Regions from separate parts of the Homo sapiens genome. Here region 2 is linked to region 1. The links are chromatin contacts, found by Hi-C or POLR2A ChIA-PET in ENCODE. All regions are on one chromosome and are shown on one strand. Each heading gives the region's core, a stretch centred on a gene start or an enhancer-like site at or near the end of the contact. The rest is flanking DNA. Distances are from core to core; before and after follow the strand shown.

Region 1 (4,552 bases), core at 778-3,277:
AATAATTTTTGGAATCTGGTCTTGGTGCTAGATTTGCAATAATCAGACTAGGTGTGAGTTTAGGGAACCAGCAAAGCAGGGGCACAGAAAGAAAGAGAAAGAGAAAGAGAGAAATTAGAATAAAGATAATTCCAGTACCCATTTAAGCTTTATGTCACCTCAAAAAGTAAGTTTACTTTACAGTTTGATACAACTTTGATTTTGACTTTCATATGGAAGTGGACGTACCATATTAGTTTAGGTCATGATACCTTTTACATTCTTAAGCTATTCCTTGGAGTGAGGAACTGAGGTCCCCATTTGTGAGCCCAAGAAGATCAGAGGAGGTGGTCAGGATCATTCAGCACACTCTCAGCAAGTGTCAGACTCACCCAACAACAGAAAGGGAAACCCCAGTCACAGATCCACTATTATAGAAGGGGAGAGGTAAACAGAGAGAATTTACTGAGTGGTTAGAAATGATTCCACTCATGAAAAAACAGGCGTACAACAGCAGCTAGGAGTGAGCAAGACAAACTCCAGTCTTCAGAATTACACACAGATTCAGCTCTGTTGAGATCTTACTTGATGACATGGTTGGACTCAGGCAACACATTTTATTTGCCAATGAAACTGTATTTGGATAAATAGTTAATTTGCCTGTGTCCCTCACTGCAAAAGAGAAGCTCTTATTTCCTTCTCAGTTTGAATCAGATTTGAATCAGAATTTTATCAATAGAAGATTCAGCATTAATTTTCTCTGGCTCTTTCCAATAGGCCCTCCTAGTTACTATCTCTTAGTTCATACCTGGCATCCTTATATTTTTGGGAAAAAAGCCAATACTATTAAGGATAAGCCATACAATAATAAAAATTATATTAATAATAATGCATCTCTCACTATTTAGCACTTACTCTGTGCCGGAAGCTGTGGTAAGTAATTTACATTCATTGTCTCAATTGGTCTTCACAATGAAACAACAAAATCTGTAATTATCATTTTCTCCATTTTAGAGATGGGAGATTGAGATTTAGACATGGCAGGGCTAGGATTCAAACTCTGGCAGATGAACTCTGAGTGTGCCCCTCTTCAGAAATGGGTCTTCCATTCAGACCCATTCAGGGGTTAACTCAGCCTGAACTCGCCCACACATACCCTGTTTTGAGCTCAACTTCCTTCTGGCAGCAGTACTTCCTGAAGCCTGTCAATGATTCACTTCCGGGTCACCTCTACCCTCTGTGAGCCTTGTGAGACATTTTAAATGCCAGAGCCACATTCATTCATTGTAGCTCCAGCATTTCTTTTCCTAGGGACATGCTATTTTCATTAGGATTAAAACAGCCCCCAGCAATAAATATTAAAAACCTGCCCAGTGAAAAGAGCAGCTTCCTCAGAAGCTTATGAGGATTAGAATTTTTAAGCAGGCCCCGCTTCCTATGACCACCCCTCTTCTCCATCCCTTTGTGTGCTCCCACATGGGTGTGCTTTCAGCATCAATCAGATTTGCTGTTTTGCTCAAATCCGTTCATACTAATTGTCTGCCCATATTGCTGTGTGCTCTGGACAGAATGGTCTGGGAGAAATAGAAACTCACTCCTTCTCCCACCCCTGGGGGGATTCAGATTTTGTGTGCTTGATCTTTGTTGGTGGCAAGATAAAAATGCTTGCTATACATAGCAGCTTTCCTCCTTCATGTTCAACGGCAGCCCTGATGATGGGGGACCTCAGCCATCCTATTTGTTCTAAAGCCACCCACAGAAGAATCAGACCAGCAGAAGCCAGAAATAAGCTAGCTGGGGCTGCAAGTCTCTTTGTGTGTGGTGATATAGCAGAGAGACTTGGGAAAGTCAATTATTTTCAGTATGAGTTTTGGTTCCACTGCTTCATGGTGTAAGATGGGGATCCCCAATTTGTTCATCTGTAAAATGAAGATGCTAATGCCTACCCACTGGGGCTATTGGGAGAATTAAAGACCTATATAAAGTGTTTAGTGCAAGACTTGGAGCAGGGAGCCACGGCTTTGCCTGTCACTCCTTCGCCTCCCTGGCTGGAAGCCTGAGTAGTAGGTGAGGCATTTATTATCCATGTTCATTAACATCCCTGAAGACTTGTGGTTCCTGTATTGAAAACCACACTGAGTGTTCCCAGTTAATTGGGTGTCCTTGGGCCTGAGTTTCTCTACACAAATATATGAGCTTGGGATTTTTAAAAAGTATACAGTAATTATATTCTTGGACAAATGGTACCTTTTCTAGAAAAGCACAGAGAATTCTTTCAGCACTCAGGGCTAGGTAGGAATTGCTTGATGTATGGGTAGCAACTCATAGTAACTAATGATTTACAATAAATACTCCAACAAAGAAAAGTCTGAGTAAACTCTATATTTCATCCTCATGGCAATGAGCTACAAAAGGTTTGCATTTTAAATCAACTGGTGGTTGTACCCCAGAAGGATGTGGTCTAAATAGATTTGTGTGACAGGGTAATTACTCATCACGGAAAGGATCCCAGCTGTCATCATGGTTTCTCACTAAGCAGTCAGTGAGTGAGCAGTTATGGAATTACAGGGCTGACCTCCTGTGTCCTGCCTTACAGTCATCCTGAGCCAGAGTCACAGAGTTTCATCAGGGGGACCCAGGAGGCACAAAGCAGTCAACACCCATGGCTGAGAATCAAAGTCTAGAAGGGGCCTGTTTTCAACCTCTTCATCCGGGTCACTGGTGGCAATTTTGCCAAGTGACTAAAGAGCTAGACTAGGAGTTCCCCAGTTCAGGGTCTTAATGGCCTGAATGTTCAAGACAGTGTGGAGAGGTTCAGAGACTGCAGTCTTTGGGGTTACACAGACCTGTGCTGGAGTCTCAGTCTTTGGGGTTACACAGACCTGTGCTGCTGCTCACTTTGTGATCGATCTGCAACTAAAAAACCACATTTCTCTGATTTACTATTTTTCTAGCTGTAAAATGGAGGTAATAATTCCTACTTTAAAAGATTTTAAACTAGTATGTATGGAAATGGTTGGCACTTAATGAACATTATTATTTCACCTTTTGAAGTACCATTAGGTGCCAGAAACTGTGCTAAGCATATTACATGGACTTTGCTCATAACAGTTCCCTATTTTATGGATAAGGAATTGGAGGAATCTTGCCCAAGTAGCTAGTATGCAGCTAGTTAGTAGCAGAGACAGAATTTGACCTAGGCAGGTTGGATCCAGACTGCCCTATAATCATCAGAGGGTGAAAACATACCTTCAACTGGAGTTTCAGAGACTTTTGTGCCAGTTCTTGATAAACATTGTATAGGTATAAACTCTATCTTCAAAAAGTTTATCCAGTCTCATTGGAGGACAAGGGAGAAACATCAGAACACAAACGGCCCTGAGAATAGACCACCTGGCAACAAACAATAACTGCTGTAGGAGCTCAGTGAAGATCAGGAACTCACGACACATGGATCTCTTCTCCCGCAGTCTCCATATCTGCCACATTTTTTTGCACTGGAGTTTCTTATGTGTCAGTGTTATATAATTTTAAGGCTCTGATTTTGAACTAAAGAATGGACCCCAGTTTTGCCTTAAGCATAAAGACAGGAAATATACATGCCCTAGAGACTAAGTTAACAGTAAAATGTGAGACTGTTCCTCCTCTATACACAGAGAAAACTTTCATGGGAAAAACAGGATCACTGTTGAGACAGAAAAGTTATGTATGAGAGGGTGTGGAGGACGGAAGGAGGCAGGAAGCATAACTTGGAATTATTGCTTTTTAAGCTTAGAAGGGTCATCTGACCCTAATGGATAGTAAGATGAATATTATCTTGGTATCCAAGAGCAAAGATCACGTTTTGAGGCCCTTTCTCTCCCCATCCATTGCTCTAATGGGCCCACCCTCACTTTAAAAATAAACAATCAAATGCAAACGTGGCAGTTGCATTTTGTGGGCCACAAAGGAGAAAGTTAAAGCCTGGAGGATCAGCACTTCGTTTCTGATGGCAGAGCCTGCATTGTCCCTGCTGCGCCACACATCCTGTCCTCTTAGATCCAGCAATGAGTGGGCTGAGGATAGGAGGGAGTGTGCATCCACCTTCCTGCAAAGCTGCAGGTTTACCTGTGGAGAGTGCTCTGCATGCCTCACAACGCACCCTCTCACCCTCCTGGCACTCTATTTTGGCTCAGGTCTGCATGGAGAGAAGGGAACTGTCCTGCGGAAGAAATCTGGAAGGGGGTTAAGCCTAGCAGGAAGGGGAAGAAGCCAAGGCAACCAATTAATTTTCCTTTGCTGCTTAAATCATTCTCGCCCAATCTGCTGAGCTGAGAATAAGCATAACTGTCCCCAAGGTGTCAAGGCCCTGCCTTTTTTGGGTAAATCACATGGGAATCAAAAATAGAACCACTGTGAAAAAAGGCGTCTCAGTCCACCCTCCACTGGCAATGGCTGAGTTTGGTGGATATTCATCTCTATTCCATGTCATCCGCCAACTTTGAGGCCTGCTTGCCACATCACCAAAGAGGTTGCTAAGCATCTTCCTACCGAGTCTTTAAGATTTGTTACATGGATTTGGGCATTATACAGA
Region 2 (4,552 bases), core at 1,372-3,871, 67 kb after region 1:
AGAATATAAAAATAACTCATAAAGCTCAATAGTAGAAACACAACCCAATTAGAAAATGAGCAAAATAACATGTGAATGGCTAACAAGCACATTTAAAAGTGCTTGACATCATTAGTTATTAAGGAAACTAAAACTACAGGGAGTTACCAATGCATATCAACTAAAATGGTATGTGAAAAAATGGTATCCTTATCAATTACTTGTGGAAATGTAAAATGGTACATCCACTACCCAAAACAGCTTAGCAGTTTCTTAAAAAGTTACACGTAAACTTACCAAATAACCCAGCCATTCTACTCTTAAGAATCTACCTGAGAAATAAAAACATATGCACAAAGATTTGAACATAAGTATTCATAGCAGCATTACCATAATAGCCCCAAACTAGAAATAACCCAAGTGTCTAACAATCTGATAAATGAATAAATGTGGTATATCCATATAGTGGAATATTTGTCAGCAATTGAAAGGAATGCAAACACTGATACATGTTAAAATATGGATGGACCTCAAAAATATGGTAAACGAAAAAAAAGTGAGATCCACAAGGATACATACTGTATGATTCCATTTATAGGAAATGCACAAAAATGCATATTTATAAAGACAGAGAGTAGATCAATGGTTGCTGGGGCTGGGAGTGTGTGAGTGGGTATTCATTGCAAACAGATTTGTGAGGAACTCAGGGAAAAGTTCTAAAATGGAAATGTTCTAAAATCAGATTGTGCTTGGGGTTTGCACATCTTTATAAATTTACTTAAAATTATTGAATTATAATTTACGGTAAATAAATTATTGCCCAATAAAGCTGTACATTTTTTGTTTAAATTTTTAAGGGAAAAAAAAGCCAAGAAAAAAATTTAGATGAGGTTGTTATTTACACAGGCTACTGTGCTTACTTTTATTGTAGCACTTAATTATGCTCTTCAAATCAGTTATTTCTCTGACTTTCCCATTGGAAATGTAAACAGGATCACAACTGATGGATTTGATAATTGTCCTTTACTGCATTAGGTATTTAGATGGGGGCTACCTTTCTTGGCCAACTGACATCTCAAGCACCCACCGCTGAAGCTGAAAGCAGAAATCAGGAAGAGCCAGGAGATTAAAGAGAATAAAAGGCATACAATATGCATATGAATCCATGAAGACATGTTTCATGGAACTGTTCAATGCATCCAAAGAGCCCAGTGTGAGAATCCCACTGGAATGACAGTTGATGTGCCTGCCAGTCACCCTGGGGCAGGGAAGTGATACCAGCCTAGAGGAGAAGAGGAGGGACAGGCAGGTGAAAGTGAGTAGTGAGAACAAAATGTGAGCAAACAACCTTCATTACTGGCAATCTGTGTGATTCCAGAACTGGTATCCAACCGATGAGCTGCTGGAGACATGTGTTTGTATTCTCAAACCCCAAACATTTGTTTCATGGTCCTAAAACAACGAATCCTACAGCTCACTATCACATTTCATAGCTCTGGGGAAAACCAGAAAAGGACAGATTGGGCAGGGGTTCAAAGAGGAAATGTCTTCTGCCAAACCGAGTGGCCCCACTTCCTCTCTGCGTAAGAGTGGGGTCTGAGATAGACCCTGCTTCCAGCAGTCTCCCAGACAAGACAAAGGGTCTCACTTGTGAATCAAAGTTCACTGCAACAGCACAACAGGCTGGGACAGGTTCCCATCTCATCCAGACTTTCCCCATAAAAGGCAGAGGACAGAGTAAAAATGCCAGTCCCAATATCCTGTAAATGCCTGTGGATTTTGATGTGGACTGGACAGAGGAATGGAGAGAGAAAGGGGAGGTGACCCTCACAGGAAGCTAACGTTTCTCAAGGGCCCACATGACAAGCACTATTAGGTACTTTTATTTAATACTTCCAGCAACACTGTGACATGGGCATTGTTATAACCTACATTGTTATACCTACAAGAAACTGGGGTTCAAAAATCTTTTTTGCCTGTAAAATAGCTAATATTATACATTATACCTATATACAGGTAAGAATCTAAGGCTTAAAATCTTAAGTGACCAGTGTTACACATTTGGTAAGTAGCAGATATGGGATTTAAATTCAGGTCCATATGAACCCTGAACCCCTGTTCCTTTTTATTACATATGCCACACTGTCCAATCATGTTTAGATAGTTTAAAAACATGTTCAGCCTTTTAGCTTAGGCTTTCTGATTTCTTGTTTCTGGATGATAATAAGCCAGCCAAAAGTCCTCCCGGGAATTCTTTTCTCCCCAAGGGCTGGAAGGATAAAAACACACCACTGTGCCCTTGAAGCTTCACTAACAATCACAACTATAAAGGCTGGAGTCAATGCTGAGAGGATATTATTAACAAATGGCTTTAGAAAACCTTCAGAGGGTTTGCAGCCACCCACATCATTTGTAAGATCTTAGGGAAGAAACCTGATCCAGTAAATGACTGGGAATAAAACAAACCCTAGTATCAGAAATATAAAGGGAGGAGGATCATTGCCTTTAGACAATTTGCTTTATTGTGAACAATAAAAATGTTCCAGTTGATTCAACAAAAAATAATAAAAAACAAGGCTATTTTTAAAAAGGCATTTATAGCACTGCGGTTTCATTTCCTTTGCCTTTAGATCTTCAGGCTCTCATTCTGAGCAGCAGATGCTGTCATATAAGGAAGACCACCTGCTTTCCAGGGCATCTCTGCAACAAATAGCTTTGAGGGAGAGAGAAGAAAGATCACAGGATGAAAAGGAAAGAATTAGAAAGGGGGGAAACGGGAAATTAAGAAGTTGGCTTAATGCACATCTTCTGAATTATTCAACTGCTAAAAAGCCGACAGATTTCTTTTGACACTTGACTGTCTCACTCTGTGTCTATATCCATATTCCACTTTTTAAGGACCTACTTTAAGAGAATTCTGTCCATCTGCACAGCCCAGCTTTATGACATATTTATCTTTCTTTGCACAATGGAAGCATAAAAAATTTATGGAACATGGGTATTAATTAAATGGTATTTTAGTTCAGGGAAGTTGCCCAGCTTAAAAAGGGCTACTAGGAGTGAATCCTTTGTAAAGAAATATAGTTTTGGAAATAAAAATAGCCCACACTCACTCACTACCTCCCCTCAGCAAAATGACTTAAGCACTGTTTCTGAGTCCCCAGATTTCTAAAAGCTTGTTAAACTCTTATTAAAAGCAACAGGTAATGACTTGTTTCTGTTGAATTGACCTCAAAGGCTAATTGTTTGGAGTGATCTAGGTCCCCACATGCAAGGAAAAGAAGACATTAAGGAAATCATTCACATAATTCCAACCCATTTAACACACTCACCTGAAACATATCAATAATAAAAGTGATAACAGGAAAATGTTTACAGTTTTGAAGTCTCAGGAAACAATTTGTTCTAGATGGTATTTTTTATATATCAAAGGTTTCTTTTTATTAAACAGATGTTATTTTAGATTTTAACAGGTTTTAAAATCTTTGTCAAATATATTATTCATTTCTTTGCCTTCTTAAACAGTGTTTACTTAGTTATAATGCATTCCATTAAACTTCCAAAAAAGGGTTTCAGAGAACTATTACATGATATTTTAAACATAATTTGAACTCTTCATGATGTCCCAGGATGCTTGCATCAAACACTAGTGACAGGATGGGGCTAAAATAAAGTAAGGCCCTTAGGACGATAAGAAGACTTGGTCTTCATATTCTGTGGTGACCATATCCTCCTGTGTTATTTTAATTCTATGTCTGATTTTTAAATTTTTTTCAACTTTTATTTTAGATACAGGGTGTACATGTGCAGGTTTCTTACATGGGTATGCTCCCAGGTAAGGAGCACAGTACCCAATAGGTAGGTTTTCTACTCACACTCTCTCTCCTTCTCCCATCTAGTAGTCCACAGTATCTATTGTTCCCATGTTTGTGTCCAGGTGTACTCAATGTTTAGCTCCCACTTGTAAGTGAGAACATGCAGTATTTTGTTTTCTGTTCCTGCATTAATTCGGTCAGGTTTATGGCCTCCAGCTTTATCCATGTTGCTGCAAAGGACATCATTACATTCCTTTTTATGGCTGCGTAGAACTCCACAGTGTATATGTACCACATTTTCTTTATCCAATCCACCACTGATGGGCACCTAGGTTGATTCCATGTCTTTGCTATTGTGAATAGTGTGGCAATGAATATATCAGCATATGTGTCTGTTTGGTGTAACTATCTATTTTCCTTTGGGTATATACCCAGTAATGGGATTTCTGGGTCAAATGGTGGCTCTAAATTCTTTGAGAAATTTTCAAACTGCTTTCCACAGTGGCTGAACTAATTTACATTCCCACCAACAGTGCATAAGCATTCCTTTTTCTCTGCAACCTCACCAACATCTGTTATTTTTTGACTCTTTTTTTTTTTTTTTTTTTTTTTGGAGACGGAGTCTCGCTCTGTCACCCAGGCTGGAGTGCAGTGGTGCAATCTTGGCTCACTGCAGCCTCCGCCTCCTGGGTTCAAGCAATTATCTGCCTCCATCTCCTGAGTAGCTGGGATTACAGGCGCCCAACACCACGCCTGGA

What was found. A loop is a pair of places that touch in the nucleus more often than their neighbours do. ChIA-PET counts read pairs that join two places held with the same protein, here RNA polymerase II (POLR2A). Pooled maps may share reads with other maps.
Region 2: a map of stomach shows a loop between it and region 1 (7-fold over the local background). The contact joins two enhancer-like sites. A Hi-C loop is called at or near these places in 3 of 168 maps with a recorded cell type or tissue (endothelial cell of hepatic sinusoid, posterior vena cava and stomach), 2 of 37 single-sample maps with no recorded cell type and 1 of 50 pooled maps. POLR2A ChIA-PET finds 5 or more read pairs at or near these places in 2 of 52 experiments (activated CD8-positive, alpha-beta memory T cell and activated naive CD4-positive, alpha-beta T cell).

The regions. Positions count from the first base shown.
Region 1 is chr9:19,997,189-20,001,740 of GRCh38, forward strand. It overlaps a transcript of SLC24A2 not described here. Among named protein-coding and RNA genes, the nearest start is that of SLC24A2, 210 kb to the left of the region's middle. RefSeq lists an enhancer at 2,112-3,311. Within about 2 kb of position 2,028, at least 4 of the 41 ENCODE cell types and tissues checked have a DNase peak (open chromatin) inside an H3K27ac peak, as active enhancers do.
Region 2 is chr9:20,063,675-20,068,226 of GRCh38, forward strand. It overlaps a transcript of SLC24A2 not described here. Among named protein-coding and RNA genes, the nearest start is that of SLC24A2, 280 kb to the left of the region's middle. Within about 2 kb of position 2,622, at least 2 of the 41 ENCODE cell types and tissues checked have a DNase peak (open chromatin) inside an H3K27ac peak, as active enhancers do.